Regions from separate parts of the Homo sapiens genome. Here region 2 is linked to region 1. A link is a loop called in an ENCODE intact Hi-C map of the cell type or tissue named here. Cell type or tissue: heart left ventricle. All regions are shown on one strand.

What was found. A loop is a pair of places that touch in the nucleus more often than their neighbours do. Peaks named below come from ENCODE experiments on the same cell type or tissue, not always from the same donor. Only the 100,000 strongest peaks of a DNase experiment are listed, where the experiment ranks them.
Region 2: a loop joins it to region 1, with 2.3 times the contacts of the local background. A loop is called at or near these places in 4 of 110 quality-filtered maps.

The regions. Positions count from the first base shown.
Region 1 is chr6:17,166,007-17,168,506 of GRCh38, forward strand. No RefSeq gene overlaps it. Among named protein-coding and RNA genes, the nearest start is that of STMND1, 65 kb to the left of the region's middle. In heart left ventricle, a CTCF peak has its summit at 1,563 (motif pointing left); a DNase peak (open chromatin) is centred at 1,535; H3K27ac peaks cover 250 bases.
Region 2 is chr6:17,254,048-17,256,547 of GRCh38, forward strand. No RefSeq gene overlaps it. Among named protein-coding and RNA genes, the nearest start is that of RBM24, 26 kb to the right of the region's middle. In heart left ventricle, no CTCF peak of the experiment used is centred here; no DNase peak of the experiment used is centred here.

The DNA of each region.
Region 1 (2,500 bases):
TTCCAAGGATAGGTGCTTTAGATGAAAGACCTGAAGCTATGAGAGGCCAGCCAACATAGAAAGCAAATGTGTGGGCCGGGCGCGGTGGCTCACGCCTGTAATCCCAGCACTTTGGGAGGCCGAGGCGGGCGGATCACGAGGTCAGGAGATCGAGACCATCCCGGCTAAAACGGTGAAACCCCGTCTCTACTTAAAAAAATACAAAAAATTAGCCGGGCGTAGTGGCGGGCGCCTGTAGTCCCAGCTACTTGGGAGGCTGAGGCAGGAGAATGGCGTGAACCCGGGAGGCGGAGCTTGCAGTGAGCCGAGATCCCGCCACTGCACTCCAGCCTGGGCGACAGAGCGAGACTCCGTCTCAAAAAAAAAAAAAAAAAAAAGAAAGCAAATGTGTGGTGCACCGTAACAGCATTCCTTCCAGGAGAGGAGTACTTTGGGATTGAAGATATCTCAAGTGGCCTTTTCAAAAACCCAATTGAAGTAATAGTTTACAAACAGCACTGTATCATAATGAGCATAAACATTTCTGTGAATAACACAATTTTCATTTCTATCTATTGTCATAATTGCTGCATAATATTCCACCCAATGGATATAATGTATATTTTTAGGCTGGGTGTGATGGCTCATGCCTGTAATCCCAACACTTTGGGAGGCTGAGGCAGGCGGATCACTGGAGCCCAGGAGTTCAAGATCAGCCTGGGCAGCATGGAGAAACCCCATCTGTACATAAAAGATACAAAAATTAGCCAGGCATGGTGGCACACACCTGTAGTTCCAGTTACTTGGGAGGCTAAGGCAGGAGGATTGCTTGAGTCTGGGAGGCAGAGGTTGCAGTGAGCCAAGAATGCACCACTGCACTTCCAGCCTGGGTGACAGAGCAAGACTCTGTCTCAAAATACGTGTATATATGTATGTGTGTGTATATATATATATATATATATATATATATATAATTTTTTTTAATTTTTCTCATGTTGTTTAATACTTTGACTGCTTCTGATATTGCACTGTTAGCAATAACCATGATGAACATCTTTTTCCAAGTAGGTTTTCCCATATTGTGAATTGTTTCCTTATAATAGACTCTCAGAAAGGAATTATGGAGTCAAAGGATAAGAACATTTTTATAGTTCTTGATCCATGCTGCCCAATGGATTCTGTCAATTGAAGACCAATTTCACTCTATCCCTGTGAACCCTCAATATCATTAAAATAATTTTAATGTTGATTTGCACTGAAATGATTACTACTAAAGCTAAACATTTTCCATATATTCCTTATTCATTTATGTCTCTTTTTGTGAATTATTTATGTGATAGTTTGGAAACCAATGGCAGAGAAGAAGTTAAGTTCTGAAGCTTTCTAATACCTTCAAACACTTCCTTTCACACATCTCAACTACCTGTGACTAGCAGGCCAGAAAAATTCCCATGACACTATTATCACACCAGGCCGCTCTGCTGGGAGTGAGCACGTCCCATGTGGTTTCAGGCCAATCCAGAAGTGCCTTTGTGTTACCCACTGCCTTCTTCTGGCTGCCTGTCTGCCCTCTGGCGTCTCAGAGAGGTGATGCTGCCACTTCTGCGGCTGGATACTTGATTCCTGAAATCCGTGGTTCCCGACATTGATTGCATATTAGAATCATCTGGGGAACTCTTAAAATTCCCAATACCCAGAACTTTCTATACACCAATTAAACCAGCTTTCTTGGCATCAGTGTTTGTGAAAGCTCGATTGAGGATTCCAAGGTGCAGCCAAGGTTGAGAACCACAGCTTTAAATCCACAGTCATAAGGAGCACCCAACTAGGCATTCAGGATACAAAGCCCTGTGCAAGTTCACTGCTGCCCTCGGGCAGCTCACAACCCCCGTGGTGGGGACAGAAAAAGGTTTGAATGACAAAGCACACTCTGAATGTTATAAAAGGGAGTAATCATAAATAAATAAGTATATAAACATATATATTTATAATTAAATAGTACATATATTTATAAAAAGTAAAATATAGTTATTTAAATAAATATATGTATACATTTACTTTTATTAACTATAACTTGATCAACCAGTACCATCAACTTAAGGAAATTTTTGTGCACGCAGTTTTTATCATTAAGGGGTAAGCTATATAAAAACAGAGACTTGTTAAAAACACACAGGTAACAAACGCTGAGTTTGTGAATATCTCTGAACTTTCAGCCACTACTAACCTACAAGGTTGATTTTCCACATACGGGCGCTGATTTTTTTTAAAGGATGACCTTAAAACACTTTCAGATTCTGGCTTGCCTAAGAAATGGTTGCTTATGTTCACTATGCTATATTTACTAAGGCACAAAATATATATATATATATATATATATATATATATATATATATATGCATGCAGATTAGAAAAACCATTTAAAAACTAGAGATAAAAAGGGTTTTCGCTTGACTTCTCTTAAGAAATTTAACTCATTGCATTATTTCTCCCTGGGGGTACTGGAGCAGTATTTACCTAT
Region 2 (2,500 bases), 88 kb after region 1:
ATCTATCCAAAAGAAAAGAAATCATTATATGAAAAAGATACCTGCACTTGTATGTTTATCACAGCACTATTCACAATGGCAAGGATATGGAATCAGCCTAACAAATAATAGTCCAACGAATGGACATAGTCTATATATACAATGGAATACTGTTCAGCCATTAAAAAAGAATGAAGCATGTCTTCTGCAGCAACATGGATTGAAATGGAGACCATTATCTTAAGTGAAACAACTCAGACACAGAAAGACAAATACCACATGGTCTCATTTATAAGTGGGAACTAAATAATGCGCACACATGGACATAGAGTATAGAATGATAGCAAAGAATTGGAAGCCGGGGGAGGAGGATGATGAGAAATTATTTAATGGGAAGAGTGTACGTTATTTGGGTGATGGATACTCTAAAAGCGCTGACTTCACAACTATGCAATCTATCCATGTAACAGAATTACACTTGTACCCCATAAATTTAAACTAATAAAAAAAAAGTAAAATTAATTTGCTTTTGAAATTTTAATGGTATTTTGAGCTAACTGAAGATACCCTGGACTGTCACAAGAAAAGTTTTATATCATTGTAGTAAATAACTTTAGGAAAAGTTCATGGCCAAAAACAAAAAAAATCAAATGAAAAAAGCTAAGTACACCATCTACAATGCAATAGCACAAATATATATTAACCAATATTAAGCATTATGCCTTATGATATTGGGCAAAACGAAAATGGAATGTTCCAAAACCAAAAGTAGAAAAATATGTTGGAGAAATCTTATTGCAGTGGAAAGCTAGAGATTGAGTTGAAGTATAATCTAGCATATTATTGAAGAACACATGGATAATGAGAACAAGACCCAGATTACCTCCATATCCAACTTCTAGTTGTCCTTTCCAATTAACTGTTGCCACTCACTACTTATGTGCTCTTGGGAGAGTCAAAGTCAAATAACTCAATTTTATAATAAATGAGTTATCTTTTTATGTAAAAAGTCAGATAACTCACTTTTGTATTAAAATTTGTAACATCCATTCCATCCCTAAAAATCTGCTTCTGTACAAAAGTATGATCAGAAAGTGAAGAGTCTATTTTTACAAACCTACTAGGAGTTATATATGATAATAAATATTATCAGAGTAGTTACCATAATAAGCTGTTCACTTATTCCAAAGGTGATACCAATGCTCAAAACATTTTTGGCACTTCTATTTTGCATTTTCCTTTTAAGAAATACTAACAAATGTTTTCATCCCAGCCAGTAAGAGGCAGAGCTAGGATCTGAACCATGCACTGTGGCAGCACCGTCTGTGATCTTAACATCTGTGCTTAACATCTATTGCTTTGCCCATTTCACCACATGAAGACACAGCAAAAACACAGCCATTTGTGAACTGGTAAGCAGGCCTTCACCAGACGCTGAATCTGCTGCTGTCTTGAGCCTGGATTTCCCAGCCTCCAGAACTGTGAGAAATAAATTTCGGTTATTTATAAGCCACTAGTCTATGGTTATTTTTGTTATAGCAACATGAACAGACTAAGACACCACCTCAGGCAGCTACAGCGTTAAACAATTACCACTGAAAGTTTTTGACAAGTGCCCTAGGAAAAAGGCTGTTTGCACAAAGTTCTGCATGAGGTCAAATAAAGACAAGTTCTGTAAATGGAGGTTTTCAGGGAGCTGCCAGAGAGATAAATAATAAAAAAATCTCTGCAAATCATGCTTTCTTGGGATGCTCCAACACCATTTCGCCCCCTCCAGTGACTGCCGGGCTGCTTTTTTCACGCCTACCATGGCTGCAAGACTATTTGTTTTCAAGGCTTCTATGGAGCTGGGTAGAAGATGAAAATAGGGTACGATAAAATATCACAAAGCATACTCTTGTTATCAAGATTCACTTATTTTTCTTTTTTAACTTTTTTGTTTATATTTTTATTTATTTACTTATTTTTGAGACAGGGTCTCGCTCTGTCACCTAGGCTGGAGTGCAGTGGCGCAATCATGGCTCACTGCAGCCTTGACCTCCTGGGCTCAAGCGATTCTCTCACCTCAGCCTCTTGAGTAGCTGGGACTATAGGCATGCATCACCACATTCAGCTAATTTTTGTATTTTTTATGGAGATGGGTTTTTGCCATGTTTCCCAGACTAGTCTCAAACTCCTGGGCTCAACCAATCCACCCGCCTTGGCCTCCAAAAGTGCTAGGATTACAGGTGTGAGCCACTGTGCCTGGCCACTGTTTTTATTCAATAAACACTCCTCAAATTGTGGTAAGCCTTTGATTAATTTCCAGAGTTCTGAAGAAGTTTATTTTGACAATTTTTGCCAATGTTCTTCTTGCTTTTATGGAAGAACAGATTTTCAAAAGTCCTTATTCTGCCATTCCTGAAGTGCTTCTCCCCTTACAGTATGTTTTTAAACTGGCCAATTTAGACTCTTTGATTCTTCTTGACAAAGACAGATCATGTTTTGAAACTATTGTCCACTCCTTTGATTATTATTATTA